Regions from separate parts of the Homo sapiens genome. Here region 2 is linked to region 1. Evidence: chromatin loops called from intact Hi-C (ENCODE). Cell type or tissue: endothelial cell of umbilical vein. All regions are shown on one strand.

Evidence for each region. Hi-C counts contacts between places; a loop is a spot of excess contacts. Peaks named below come from ENCODE experiments on the same cell type or tissue, not always from the same donor. Only the 100,000 strongest peaks of a DNase experiment are listed, where the experiment ranks them.
Region 2: a loop joins it to region 1, with 2.6 times the contacts of the local background. A loop is called at or near these places in 3 of 110 quality-filtered maps.

The regions. Positions count from the first base shown.
Region 1 is chr6:125,323,316-125,331,315 of GRCh38, reverse strand. No RefSeq gene overlaps it. Among named protein-coding and RNA genes, the nearest start is that of HDDC2, 25 kb to the right of the region's middle. In endothelial cell of umbilical vein, no CTCF peak of the experiment used is centred here; no DNase peak of the experiment used is centred here; H3K27me3 peaks cover 1,357 bases.
Region 2 is chr6:125,478,500-125,486,499 of GRCh38, reverse strand. No RefSeq gene overlaps it. Among named protein-coding and RNA genes, the nearest start is that of HDDC2, 180 kb to the right of the region's middle. In endothelial cell of umbilical vein, no CTCF peak of the experiment used is centred here; no DNase peak of the experiment used is centred here; H3K27me3 peaks cover 418 bases.

The DNA.
Region 1 (8,000 bases):
ATATAATAAAGTTAGACAAACAAATGAGGAAAAACAAGAATGACACAGAAAACAAGCAGGAACAAAGCTTAAAATGTATATCATAAGGACCTCCACATAGGCTACTGGTGGGTCACGTATTTGCCCAAAAGTTTTTAGTAGTTAATGTAAAAAGTGAAACTTTTGGCCAGGCATGGTCAGACATGTGCCTGTAATCCCAGCTACTTGGGAGGCTAAAGCGAGAGGATCTCTTGAGACCAGGAGGTCAACGCTGCAGTGAACTATGATTGTGCCACTGCACTCCAGCCTGGGCAACACAGTGAGACACTGTCTCCAGAAAAAAAAAAAAGTGAAATATTTGAGTTACAAAGTTTTTAATGTCAGATAAATATTAATCGCTCCGGAAAAGCTGCTTGCTCAGTAGTTTAAGCATGCTTAAAGTTAAGATTTTACCAGAATTTCTCTGGAAGAAGTCTCTTGAAGGGGACATAGTGTGCTTATTCATTCATACATTCATTCATTTATTCACTCGTTTTTTCAGCAAACATTTTTTGAGCACCTAGCACATACCAAGCTCTGTGTTAGAAGCTGGAGTCATGATGATGAACATGAAGACAAAAGGGACTCCTGCCTTCACAGTGCTCACAGTTCAGTGAAGAAAATGACAAAACAAGGAATTAAGATGAAGCTGTGATGGGCAGAACTCAGCAAGGAGACCTAATCCCAACCAAGGATAAAGGAAGAATTATTCCCTGGAGAAAGCAACAGTTTTCTTAGTTGATATCTGAATTGAGGGGCAGGAATTAACTAGGAAAGGGTAGTAGGAGGGAAGAAGTTCTCAGATGGTGAGAAAAACCAAGATGGATGGAGAAAACAGAGAAGAATAAGTTGGTGGTGATGAGGCTGAGGAGGCAAGCATCAGTCTGAATGTGTCCACAACCAACTCCTGATTTTCTCCAAGAATTTGCTCCACTTCCAGTCTTCTCATGTCAGTAATGACAACTACATCCTTTTAGTTGCTCAGTCCAAAAATCTTGGGGTCATTTTGGTGCCTGTTTTTTTGTGTGGCGGTGTGTGTGTGTGTGTGTGTGTGTGTGTGTGTATGTGTGTTTTACAATGAACATTCAATCCCTCAGCAAACCCTATTTGTTCTCAAGTAAATCCAGAATCCAACCCCTTCCCACCACCTCCACTGCTACAGTCATTGCTTCTCACCTGGATTATTTAAACAGCCCCCTCCCAAGTGATCTTTCTGCTTCTATCCTTGATTATCCACCACAATCCCCTAACCCCAGTGGCTAGTGGGATTTTTTTAAAATAAATATCTTAATTCAAACCTCAATGGCTTCTATGCTCAGAATAAAATCCGAAGTCCTTACAAGGTCCTGTATGTCCCTACACTATTGGGCCCTCACTGACCTGGTTTCCTGCTACTCTTCCCCAGCTCACTAATGGCCTCCTTGCTCTTCTTCAAATGCACCAAGCACATGTGTCCACTAGATATAGCATTTGTTCTTGCTGGTCCCTCTGCTTGGAAGGCTCTTCTCCCGGATACCCCCAAGCTTTCTTTCTCATTTTCTCAGGTGTCTGCTTAAATACTTATTTGCAAGTGACACTTTCTCTGACCATTGCATATGAAATAGTAATACCCCCTTTCCTGAATTTTTCTATATAGCCCTTGAATTAATTGAAGTAGCCATTTGCTATTGCAACAACTTCAAAATTTCAGTAGTTTAATACAACAAAAGCTTATTTCTTACTCATGCAACAGTCCAATAGGATGTTTTTTATCGAACAACATTTCTAAGTAGTTCATCTTTTAGCAATGATTCAGGTCTCAGGCTCCATTCGTCCATGACTCTTCCATCACTTTGGTCCTCTGAGTCCACTGATACTATTTGTTGCATCTGCTATCAGATAGGTGAAGAGGAGGCAATAGAGGATAACAGGGAAGTTCATTTTATGGGCCAAACTTAGGAGTGGCACACATCTCTTCTGCCCATATTCCACTGGCTACAGTCACACAGCTGCATTCACTGCAAAGGAAGCTAGAAAATGTAGCCCAGCTCTGTGCCCAGGGGAGAAAAAAGAGAGTGTGGTGAACACTTAGCCAGTCCTAGCCACAGCCTGTCTTTCATTTATGGACACCAAACACTTGTTTTGCTCATCCTGTGATATGTAGAACACTTTGCCCTTTTTCCATGGGAGGCAATTCTAGTCCCATTGAGTTACTGTATCCAGCTCAAGTCCAGGACTTCTGGGTGATGTGAAGTCCTCTCCATAGGGCTCTGTGAACCACAATTTAAATGACAAGTTACCTATCCTTTCACCTAATATTCACTTGGGAACAGGAATGGGATAATCACAATTTTTTCCTTTTCTTTGGAGAAAGTTGAATTTTAGAGCCTAATTCCTGTTGGTACAAGTATGGGGCCCAAAGATGTTTTCAGTTACAAACAGTCAAAAGTTTTGGTTTTTAATCTAGGATCATGCTTTCTTCGGTTATTAATCTTTTCAAAAACTTAGTAAGTTTTTGGTTCATTTGCTTCGAATGAGTTCCATATGCAAATAAGGACACTCATCGTTCTTTCTTAGGGATCATTCTCAAGCCTGATTTATTCCCAAGCTTTCTCACTCCATGCCTCTATTTTTCAACATGTTGGCAGTGATCCATGGTTATCTGAAACAATAGGTGGGAAAGCCACATTTTAATTTGATCTTTTCTCTAAGTCTAAGTCATTTTGTTTAATCAAGAAGTTTTACTGGTTCTTTATCTCTCAGAGCCTTTTTTGTTTCTACATCTTACTGTTGGGTTATTTAGCAGCAATTGGTCTTTCCAATGTTTCAGCGCACCAAATTTTAGGACTGAGTGTTTCATTTCTGCTTATAAACAGGTCCTTGTCTCATCTATTAATTGCAATACTTTGTCAAAGACAGCCGATGGTAGTCAACATACTTCGAACACTGATATCTTCCAATCACTTTCTCCAGAGCTACCAGTTAAGTAGGCACAAGGTTTGTCTTCCAAGTTTTCTTAGGTAATAGCTTTAACAAATGGTGAACCACTGTATAATATGGGTCATCTTAGCTTCTACCTCCAATATCAATGTTAATATTGCCCAGTAACTGGCTGCTAGGATAATGCTGCACATTCTAGTTTCTTGGTGATAGCAGCCCCCAATTCCTGGTGCTAAGATGTGTATTTGTCAGGGGATATTAACTTTCACAGAAAAAAAAAAAAAAACTCCAAAATTTAAATGGCCTAACAACATAAAAGTTTATTTCTCACTCCTACAGCAGTCTAAGATAAGTGTTTTTGGCTAGATGGCTTTTCTTTAGGGGTGATACAGGGGGTGATACAGGCTCTTTCTGTATCCAAGCTCTGACATTGTACAGAGCCTCGGAGTCCTTCAATACATTTATCCATCTGACTGGCAGAGAGGGAGAGAGAGAGATAGAGAGAGCACAGTGGAGGAGGCTTAGATAGGAGGGTTTATGTGGCCCGGGCTAAAAGTTGTGCATATCACTTTAGCCCATCTTTCAATGGCCTACTACATGGTTTATTATTTAAAATTGAAATTATATATGACAAAACTGCAGAAACTCAATGAAGTGATAGACACAAAATTCCAGATGGAAGCTACCTATGGGGATGGGAATGGAAGTGGATGAGATTTGGAACAACACTCAAGGGTCTTGCTAGGGGTTAATAACATTCCATCTCCAAAGTTTGGTCATGGAGATCCAGATGTTTGTATTGTTCATCTTTGTACCTGTCAAATATACTGAAAATATTCTATCGTGGGTGTGTTCAATATTTCTAAAAGCAATTAAATTGACTAGTACTCTGAGGCAGCATCTAATAAATGTCTAACAAAGAACACAGACAAAGTGGGGAATATTACCCAGCAGTGAGGGTGTGAGTGTTTGAGCAGTGTAATAATGTCTAATAATTGTTGAGTTCTTATATATAGCAGGCAGTATCTAGAGTATCTTATATTTAACTAGTTTAATTTTCTGAATAATCCTATGAGGTAGGCACTATTATTTTGCCCATTTTGCAGATCAAGAACCTAAGGTACAAGGTTCAGTACGCTGTGTAGGGTCACACAGTGGGTTGGTAACAGACTGGAATTTCGATCCAGACCTCCTGGTTTTAGAGTCCATGTCTTTAATTCTCAATATGCCACTCTCTCTGGATCTGCTTAGGCAGGGAATGGCGAGGTTGTGCTGTAGCAAGGTTGGGAGTCATGCCAGCTATTCAGAAGGACCAGAGGGGGGAAGGTCAGAAGTCTCATCATTCTTAACTTTCCACAGCCTCCCATTCTCACGGTAAGGCAAGAGCAGCCTGAGAAGGGCAGCTCAGAGATGAGAGCAAGCAGCTGCAAGAGCAAGAAGAGTATCTCTTGAAACGGGCTTAACACATGCCCTCCTGCTACAATCCCATCTCGGGGGACCAGGTGACACGACTCCTCATGGACAGGGGTTAGGAAGAGAAGGGCTTCCAGCTGCACCTGCAAGCAGAAGCACTATTGCAGTAGTCAAAACATAGGCAATCTAAACCCCAGTTATGGGGGTGGATATGGGAAGGAAGGAAGGACCTGACATGAGATCACAATGACTGACTGGTTATGAAATGAAGGAGCTAAAATCACCAAAAATGAGAGTTTTGAGCCAAAAAAAATAGAATAACAGTACTGAGAGAACTATGAAAACCAGAAAGAGATGTTTGCTTTGAGTAGGGTGCTATTGTGCCCCCTTTTTTTGAGGCATGGTAGTATAGCAAAGCTCACAAAATTTAAATAAAATTTCAAGTTCCTGATGTACCACCTTGAAGGCTTCAATGAAGGCTAATGACTCAATGCACAATTTTCCCTATACATTCATGGGGTTTTTTGTTTGTTTGCTTGCTTGTTTTTTGAGACAGGGTCTTGCTCTGTTGCCCAGGCTGGAGTGCAGTGGTCCAATCTTGGCTCACTGCAACCTCCGCCTCCTAGGCTCAAGCCATCCCCCCACATCAGCCTCTGGAGTAGCTAGGACTATAGGCATGCATCACCATGCCTGGCTAATTTTTGTATTTTCTGTAGAGACAGGGTTTCTCCATGTTGCTCAGGATAGTCTTGAACTCCTGAGTTTAAGCAATCTGACCTCCTCAGCCTCCTATAATGTTGGGATTACAGATGTGAGCTACCATGCCTGGCCCCACCCAGATGCTTTTGAGAGACTTTTATTGCTTTTTGGTATGTGGAAGGGATTGTATATGTAATCTACTCATATACTTTTTCATGGGATGTAATAACTAATGATATGGATTTCTTAATAAAAATAATAGTATTTATTTCTTATTTATTTTGTTCCGAGCATTATGTTAAGCACTTTATACACATTCCAGGAATACATGCTGACCATAGCACTGCACAGGCTACTATTGTTCTCATTTTGCTGATGAGGAAATTTAGACACTGAGGAGTTAAAAATGCTAAGAAACTTGTCCTAAAACACATGACTAGTAAATGGCCAATCCATGCTTTAAGCACAGGTCCCACTCCAACACATCTTATCTGTGGTTACAAATAGTTTACATTGCTTCTGATTTCACTTTTTAGTATCTGTATGAAGCTCTTGCTTTTAACTACAAGTTTTTCTCTAAAAATTAGCAGGTGGCCTTTTAACTCACTCCTGACTCACTGGCTATTTAACTGAATTGCTAATCGACCAGTTTAGCTGGCACCCTGAAGTCCTTCTTTATTTGTGTAAGTCTCTTATTAATTGAACATTTACCACGTGCCAACCTCTTCAATCTGTTGGAGAAATTGAAAACAGGGACTTTCCTTCCATATCCATAGTTCATTAACTGTAGAGAAACATATTTTGAGAAATAAAATATAGCACTCTAAAACGATGTGGACATTTCATTACACAGCAAACCAACTAGACCCATATTACAGTAAAAAATCTATTCTGGAGTCTCCACCCATTTGATTCCAGTTTGGAGAAAAGGCTACACCTTGTACACAAAATGACAGCAAGAACTGGGATGATAATCTAATGTTGTGTATTGTTTCCACCCCCAATACTTGCAAAGAAACTAAGGCAATAAATTTAAAAATAAAAATAAAAATGATATAGCACCTCAATGGATACAAACCAAAAAACAAATAATTGAGATGATTTTTTAGAATTAGTCAGGTAGAAAGCTGTTTTTTAATTGAATAATTCAAGTACTTCAAGTCTCAAATAATCATTTAAGTCTGAATGACACATGTAATTGCCTCAATTGTCTACCTTGCTTCACCCGTGGAGATTTAGAAAGAGAAGAACATTTCAGATGAAAGTTTGGGAAATAAAGGCAGAAAGGAAAAGTTACAGCCTGGGTTACTTCATCTCGAACTAGGAGCAATAATTTAGTAAGTCCTCAAATACACTAGAGGTTGATGACCACCATTCTTCACCTACACAGAGCACAGAACTAGCATATTACTTGGTATGCCGGGGCTGCACAAACGAGGCACAGGGAATGAACTGCCCATTGATAATAACAAGGTTCCTTCCAAACAGGGACAATGTAGCCAAAGGTAACTCGGTGAGAATTGTCTCTTCCCTGAAGTCTTTAAAAACTAAGAATCTAGGCCAGGTGCAGTGGCTTAATCCTAGCACTTTGGGAGGCCAAGGCAGGAGGATCAGTTGAGGCCAGGAGTTCAAGACCAGCCTGGCAACACAGTAAGACCTTATATCTACAAAAAATTTAAAAATTAGCCTGGTGTCATGGCACACGCCTGTAGTCCTAGCTAGTCAGGAGGCTAAGCAAAGAAGATAGCTTCAGCCTAAAAGTTTGAGGCTGCAGTGAGCTGTGATCGTGCCACTGCACTCCAATGTGCGAGACAGAGCCAGACCCTGCCTCTAAAAAAAAAAATAATAATAAATTAAGTAGTTAGAATAGTTTAGATTTAGGCATATTTCTTAAAAGCAGTTAAAGGACTTGAAACTAGAGTTTAAATGCTCCTAAAGTAGCATGGGACTAGAGCTTTCTCCCAGATCACAACGTTAGCCCTCTCCCCACATCCTTTTACTCCATCAGCAGGACTTCTCAAAGGGGAGCCAGTTCTGCTCTCAGCCATACCTTAGGCCCTAAGTACTATTCCCTCATGAACATTTGCCACAACGGTTAGTTACTCCCACCCATTCCATGTTCTGTCATCTCGAGAAATGAATTCACACTCCAAAATCAATTGTCAGATAGGGATTTTAGACCTAAGTGCCACTAAACTCAAAGAGAAAAAGACAGTGATTTCTTAACAGTTCTTAGTATTTTTCTCTCCAGCTTTATCTTAAAAGTGCACCTCTTAATAATTCAGGATGAATATAGAATACTTAGCAAGCCATTTTACGAATGTTCAGACTTTTGGCATTAAAAATAAAATCAATGTGATGAGGTAAATGGCTTGCTAAGAGACACGATGACTTAGAAGTAAGTTCAATGGCTTACATCTGCCTAATCTCAGTCCAGGTAATACTTTAAAAATTGTCTCAAGTTACCAGGAGAACATATCTGGTGACGTTGTCCCACTTAATAGGACATTAAATATCTGAATATCATTATTCAGAAGCATCACTGAACTAAACTCACATCCTACTATAACGGATCCCAATGTAGCTTTCAAATTAGTCATCCAGAGAAATACACTATGGATTGAAACACACCATTTTTTTGCGTGTGTTGTAGAACACAGAAGCTATTTTGTTTCACAAGTACAACATGATGGTTTTTATGGGGGAAGTGAAGAATAATTTATCCAGTGGGGGAGGAATGTAATTAGCTTGAATACAAAGTATGGGAATTTGGCCAGGACAGTAGCCCAGTTATTTTTTCTAAAAGACTCCATTATGGATTATACCAAGAATTAAACTTAAAATAGTGCCCCCTGTAGAAGCTAGTATTCTCATTGTTATTATTTTTTTTCTTTGTCCTGCAAATATAGTAAGGGAACAGATCGGTAATAGCATTTGCTGAGCATTCATTG
Region 2 (8,000 bases), 160 kb before region 1:
TTAACACTCAACAGAACATTTCCTAGTTCCTTATTATTCTATTACTAGTGGACGAACAATTTGGGTGTCAAACCTCTGAAAGCCAGATGAGCCCCCTTAGGGAAAATGATAAACTGCTGACCATCAACTCTGGACTATTTGTGATTCCCTGAAACCTATGGCAGCATCACAAATGGAAGGGATGGAGACAGTCTACAAAATGCATATTAATAAAACTTATTGGTAGGGAATCATCAGCTATTATCGTAGGAGAATATTGTTTATAATCCAATTCTTTCTTTACAGACCTAATCAACTATTCATTCAACACACATTTTAGGAGAACTTACTATATGGCTGGCACTGGGATACAAAAACCAATATTGCCGCCAGATCTTCCTTTCAAGGAGCTCGAGACAGTAGAGGAGATAGGATGTAACCTAAGAATATGATGCACAGTCAGAAAAGGATGTGAAGTTATGATAGGAATAGCAGGGTGAGAGGGACAGTTCTGCCTAGGTTGAGAGAGGAAGTGCTGCTTGGACTGAATTGTAGATGAAGAGTGGAAGTTCTGCAGTCAGGCCCAGGGAAGAGGAAGTGAGGGGGAGCATGATATAGTTTGGCTCTGTGTCCCAACCCAAATCTCATCTTGAATTGCACTCCCATAATTCCCACATGTGGTGGGAGGGACCTGGTGGGAGATAATTTGAATCATTTCCCCGCTACTCTTCTCAAGGTAGTGAATAAGTCTCACGAGATCTGATGGTTTTCTCAGCGGTTTCTACTTTTGCATCTTCCTCATTTCTCTTGCTGCCACCAAGTAAGAAGTGCCTTTTGCCTCCCACATGATGCTGAGGCCTCCCCAGCCATGTGGAACTGTAAGTCCAATTAAACCTATTTTTCTTCCCAGTCTTGGGTATGTCTTTATCAGCAGCATGAAAATGGACTAATACAAGAAATTGGTATTAGGTATGGAGTGCTGCTGAAAAGATACCCAAAAATGTGGAAGCGACTTTGGAACTAGGTAACAGGCAGAGGTTGGAACAGCTTGATTCATTCAGCAGGGGAGTGATTTTTTTTTTTCCAGGAATCAAGGGGCTCTCAAAGCTTAAGTCTGGGTGGTAGAAAATTATAGAAAACTGTGTGTGTGTGTGTGTGCGCGCGTGTGTGTGTAAGAAAGAGAGATTAACTTGTGTGTCAGAGAGCAAGGAAAAATACAGATTTAATGGATTTTTACCCTTAATATGTGCAAAATTGAACTCCTGATATCTTTCCACTCCAAAATTCCTGCAACATTCCTTATCTTAGTTAATGGCAACTCCATTCTTCTGATTGCCCAGGGCAAAAGTCTTGGAGTTCTCCTTCAAGTTTCTCATTTTTTCAGGATCCACATCTAATCTGTCAGGAAATCTGTTGACTCCTCCTCAAAAGCTACTTAGAAAAACAAAAAACAAAGAAACAAACCAAAAACCTATTCAGGATTCCACTTCTTTACACCTCCCAAAAGTTGATCTCCCTTGCCTCAAGCCGCCATCCCTTCTAGATCATTTCAGCTGCCTTGTATCTCAGAGCTTCCATAATTTCCCAGCTGCAGTATATTTTCCACAAAGTAGTTAGCGTGATCCTGTTGAAAGAGAAGTCTGTTCATGCTGCGCTTCTGCTTACAACCCTGCCATGGCTTTGCATCTCACTGAGTGTAGAAGCCAAAATTCCTCCTGTTGAACCACAAGCCTCACAGGATCTGGCTCCCTCTCTTCCCCATCTTCTTCCTCAGCTACAGCCACATCCTCCACCTTGTTCCTTGAGCCTCCAGACACCTTGTGGCCTCAAACCCTTTGCACTTGCTGTTCCCTCTGCTTCAAATGTCCTTCCCTGCTTGGACAAATCCCTCACCTCTATCAGGTCTTTCCTCACTGATGCAGGTCAATCTTACTCTCCCTAGCACTTCCTATCCCACTCCCCCTCTTCCTTAGTAATTATTATCCCACATACACATTTTTCTTTGTTCTGTTCCCTGTATCCCCAGCACTTGGAACAATGCCTGGTACATAAGAGATGCTCAATAGATATTTGGTTACCTAATGTTGGATATTTTAAAGCATTATTTTCAGGAATAGAAGTATGATTTTTCTTTCGGCTGAGATTCTGAACATTATGTTCACTCTGAGACATGGGAAGCTTCCTATGGTCTATAGGTAGGGGGAAAAGTGAGAGGGAAAAGATTATATTTCCTGATTAAAATGTGTCATTTTAGGTGGTGTATACTTGTTTTTGCTCTTCTAGAAAGCTCTGTAGTGAGATCTTCTGAGTGGGTCAGCAGAAGTAAGGAGGAGGAAAATCCAACACAACAGTGTCCGCATCATGAAGCATGTATTACAAGATGTAAATTACATAAGAATGGTTTTGGTTTTGTTTCTGTTTTAGTTTTTTCTAGGTTTCCTTGAAATGAAATGTATTCTCTAGTTTTAAATCTGCATTTTACAAATGCAAAAGAAATTGTAGTTATAAAGTGGTAGGGATCAAGAATTGAAGTCTGAGGGTGCCGTCTCTGCAGAGGCTATCAGAATGTGCTGGGAAGGAGGTGAATGGACCCCTTGAGTTGAAATGATGGTGACACTGAGGGTGTCAGTTTCCCGACTTAGACCAGACGTGTTGCCACTCTTCATACCATGGGGTGGCTACCATGGGTATTTGAGGAGAACATGAAGCCTATGGAAGTTTGCTGCTTTGCTTCCAGAGATGTTGTCAGGCAGGGAAGCAGGGCTCAATCCATAGAGCCAGCTTGACTCCTATGTCAGGGAGATTGTGGGTGCCCACCCACGCTCCATGTTTCCTGCTCTGGGATGTCTTCAGAATCACTGATCAGAGTCCTCTCTCTCCTCACTGATCATGCCACAGCCACTTATTGTATGCTATGGCAATGCATTTGGGCTGTAGATTTAGGCCATGGGTTTTCTGAAAGGCTTTCAGCAACCTTGCAGCCCTCAAAGGTTGGTGGAATTCTTTGCATCTATTCTTGTGTATTCTAACTTGGCAATGCTTAGCAAAAGATGCTGTTTTCTCTGCTTTATAACTGGTCTTTGAGTACTACTTAAAATTAACTGTGAGAAAAATTGTTACGGGGGCATTTGGTTGTGTAGTGTTATTTTGGGTCTGAAAGAGCTCACAATTTTTGTGCCCTGCAATGACTCAAAATCAGTGTTCAATATTTGACTTGTGTGTGTCATGAATTTAAAGTGATATATGAAAATTCATTGTCATATTGGGATGAATGAGTTAAAAGAAGATTAAAATATTTGATTTATTTTTATTTAAGACTGAGTGTCTTTCAGGGTAAATACTGCAATATGTTGAACTTCTCCCAGGATCTCACTTCTTTGTTTAAGCTAACATCCACCTTTTCCTTGACATGCATGCCCCATATTTACTCATAGAAGTTCCATTCTACCAGGGAAGAGTAATTGATTTCAATGTCTTGCCGGGAAAAGTGAAGGTAAATTTTATTTGGGAAAGAGTTGAGTTCTGTAGCTATGGGAATCTTCCTCAAGTATGTGGTGGACTGTTTGTGGTTAAGGAATAAACAGTCTAAGTTGTCCCAAAGACAAGAGTTAAGGCATGATGTGAGAATTTGGAATAGGGAGCAGCTTTTAGTATTAACATTGAATATATTTGTCTAAATGTGGAATAGCTTTATTGGAAAGTCGTGAATGGTTCTCTGTTTCTGGAAACATGTTGGCCAAAAAATTCTGTAGATATCAAAGGGAAGAATACTGCTCAGGTGCTCAGAATACTGCTGAGGTGCATGTACACCCAATTCTAAAATTCTGTGGCAGAAATAAGATGGGCTCAGCTGAAGGTTTTTGCTGTAGGTTGTTTCTTTATCATTATGGAGGTCTTTTTATCTTGAAATTTTTGCAGTTTTCATTTTGAATCCAAGTGGAGGCCATTCCTTTATTTTTTGTTAAGCTTCATCTTGCTGTCTGGGTGGGTCTCTGGTAATGAGCTTCACTATTCTGGAGAAATTTTCCCTGAAGTTCCATGCTCATTTGTCAGGGTTGCTGCAGAGGGAATTCTCAGCCTGGTGGGAGGTAAGAGAACAAAAGGTGATGAGTTAGCATTGTGCCAGGTACCCGATACACATTAGTTTGTTTAAACAACCCTGTATGTTATGTAATATCATCTTCATTTTCCATGTGAAAAAACTGCAGCTAGGTGATGTTGTAAAACTTTCACAAGGCCATGCAGCTTCTAAATAGTGCAGTCGAGATGCACAGCTGGGCCCACCCTGCTACATGCTGCCTCTCCCAATCCTTCCACTCTAGACAAGATGCCTGCATAGGGAGGCTGGTTGGACCATTGCCGCTAAATGATTAATCAAATCAATCCATCAGTTAGTTCTTCCAATCACTTAAGTGATTTGTTCATTCCCTTGACATCTTTAATTTAGTTTACAATATTGGACAGTTGTTTTGGGGTCTTGTGGAAAACCTCTTCAGCTCAGTTGGCAATGAGATGAATTACTTATGGGCATATATCACAGTTTGACTTGGCCTTTAAACAAGAATAAACAGAGCATAGTGCATGGCTGTGTGTGCTGGAGGAAGGAACAATGATGAGAAGTGAGAGGATAGTTGGAAAGAGGCTGGGTCAGTTGGATAAAAACCGAGGGAGTAAATTCATAAAGTCTTAACATCAGAAATTGTTCACATTGGAAATGATCTTAGAAAACATTTTCATTCTGTCCTGTCTCATTACTGACAAGAGTTGAACTGAACTTCCTATATCCTACCTTAATGACAGTGCACATGAGCCACCTGTATCTGATGATTCCTCATCTGGAATTCTCTCCACCCTCAAACAATCCGCTATTAGCAAATAAGTAATTCTTTGGCAGAGAAAATGAGGGCCTGCCAGAATGACCCCAAATTAAAATAAGTGCCAGGTCATTTGAGTTATTGACATCACTCACCTGTCAGGGCCTTTGGGGGCATGTCCAATATTTTATTTATGATTTTAGGTCAGGCTGCTTTCAGTGTTTCAAAGTAAGGAGAGGCTACCTCCCTAGTAAAGCAGCAAACATCACCAACACACATATTACATCTGCTTTGGCAAAAAAGGTTGCTGAAGCAGACATTTGCATGTTTTGTTTCTGCTTTTCTTTGGGATTCTGTCCTCACCACATCCTTAGCTGATAAAGAGTCACTGATGTTCTCCCTCTCCCACAGGGAGGCATGCTTATAAGTGGAATGTTTTCTCTCTCACAGAGCAACCCCTGCTTTGGTTCTCAAGGGAAAAAAGACAGCATTTGGTTTACCTTCTATAGTGTTCTCAGTCATCATCTGCTCTGCACAGCTCTGTAAAAGTTGAAGACAAGACAGAGCAACTATAAGATTACACTCATTTCTTTCCAACTATAATAAAAAAAAGCTGTTTCCAGTGTTTCTCACCACCGTCTCTTCTCTTTAGCTCTGGCCCCAAGTACAATTCTCAGTTTTAAATGGAAGTTAGATTAAGTGTTTAAAAATATATAGAGAGAGCTCTGTAACGATTGCTTTAAGAGCAGCCATATTCTTCTCTTTATGGACCTCTGATTCGTAGAGCAACTTGCTTATAACTTGATTTCTTTCTGTAAAATGGAACTTGCTTGTCAATGCCTTACATTCTCTGTCTATATACAGTGGCCCACAGGCCTGGCTACTGCTCCCCAGAGAATGCTGACTCACATTTCCATGAGGCAAATCCAAGTTGACTTGGTGGGTTGAGTTTCAGCTGCCTAATTGCTGCTTTTGGTGGAAGAGGTCCCAGGTTTGGACCACAGTTTCTGAGCTCTTGGGAAAACTTGGCAGAGTTGAAAACTGTCTGATAAAATGTCTCCTCACACTAACTCTAGCTCTTTCAGATGAATCCTAAACCTCAGTAACCATGATGAGTTGAATTCACACACTACAAAACCCCAACATGGTTCAAATCTGATTCTGAAGTACAATCATGTAAAATTTGGATTCTAATCAGAGTTCTGGCCAGAAAGGAGCCTACCAGCTTAGCTGAAGCAGTGGTATTTAGGGGCTCAAGGATCTGAGGATGGGAAGCTCATTTGGGTATTGTAAAACATATGCATTCCATTTAGGATCCTTCTCTTGAGAAAATGGCTCTGACTCCTGGGTGGAAGGAACACGAAACTAACATACTCCTCTCAGCTGTATAAATATAATTTGGCAGAAGATATAAGCTGGCATGCCAACAATCAGAATACAGCCTTTCATCTCCATCATAGCCTTAGCTAGGCTGTCTGCCTATATTTGACCTCCTCGTGGGTTCATTTGCTTCATTTTAGCCAATAGAATGCTGCAATGTAGAGGCATAAGAAATAAAGAGGAAGCTTACAAGGAGACTTCAGAAGAGCTACTATAAGAGTGTTAGTGATGCACAGTCAGTGATGTACAGATCCTCTGCGTGGCCTCTGTGGGCATTGGGGCATTTCCCATAATTTTCAATCAAAATTTAAAAATCACATTTGGGATGCTACCTAGTTTAAGTCCAAATAAAGTCCTATTTTTCAGTCCTCCCTGCCTTAACTGGTATCCATATGGGCCAAGTTTCCCTTTATTCCTGAACTCCAAAGGACTGTACTTCCCGAGTCTCATCTAAGTACAGATGAGACGCACGTATATTTGTATTACGCATCTAGAACAGAGGTGTTGTATGAAATTTTCTTGATTACTGAGGGCACAGTGATTTTTTTACAATGTGAGTAAACAATACCCTTTATTAAGTAGATAGGTCCAAATGAGCCAATAGTAGTAGTTTGTTCAGTGTTCAACAGATGTCACTGTGTTAAAGTACTTTGCAGCATTTCTGTGACTTTGCTGGGACTCCTCACACACAGTTAGGTGCTGTACTGTACACAAGGGGGGGAGTTTGATACAGTTATTGCCTATCTTAAAAAGAGTTATTATACAACCTAGTAGAGAAAATAATAAAAATGCAGTAAAACATGTTATACAGCAAAGCAAGATGCTATACTATATTTAAGAAAGGTATTTTATCGGTCAGGAGGTTTAATTGCAAATATCAGAATCTAATCTATTGACTTTGAGTAGTAAAGGGGTTATGAAAGAATATTAAGTCACTTACAGAATTTCTAGACAGACCAGGGAAACCAGGTTGGGTGCTGCACAGCCAGAAGAAATGCGCAAGAAGACTGCAAAACCATTTAGTGAAACCACACTGTTGTGGCCTCTACTGTCCCCCATGCAACACCTAAGTAAGACCCTAGGGACTCTACCCAATGCCTCCAGAGAATAAAATTCCTCTGCCATAATATCCAAATTCCCTGAGTGTAGATGTTACTTTACAGTGGCCACTTCTGCCTTCCAAGTCTGATGTGAGCCCCAGCGCTCACTCAAGGAACCTAGATCATAGGTGGAAACCCTATAGGTGAGAAGGAGTTTTTTAGTCTTCCAGCTTCTTCAGTACAAAAAAGTAGCTCAGAAGAGGGCTAGGGTGAGTGCCAAGTAATCTAAACTGCATCTGCCATGGGTACAAATGAATAGAGTGGTTACTAAGAAAGAGCAGGAGGTCAGATTTGGTTATGCTAGAATAGGAGTCACTCCATCATGGACATAGGATTTCAACTGGGCCTTGGGAGAATGGTGGTATCTCATAGGCCAAAATTTGGGTGACCTGTCCTGGTGAATAAAATAAGACATATAATGGTGTAAAGGCAGGGAAGTGTAAGGTAAGATTCAGGAAATGGTCAGTGATATCTGTTTGGAGCATACTTTAACAAGTAAGGAGGAAGGAGACATAAGGTTGGGGACTTGGGTTGTGCCAGTGTGGTAGAAGTCTTATACCAGATGGAGGAGTCTCTAAGTACATGATAATGGCTCCCTGAAGGTTATTTTCTTAAAAACTAGATGGAATTTTAGAAATAGAAACAGAAAAATGCTCAGACATCTCCTCTTCTCTGTCTGACCTTACTCTCTGGGTGATTTCATCTGCTCCTATTGCTTTAAAGGTGT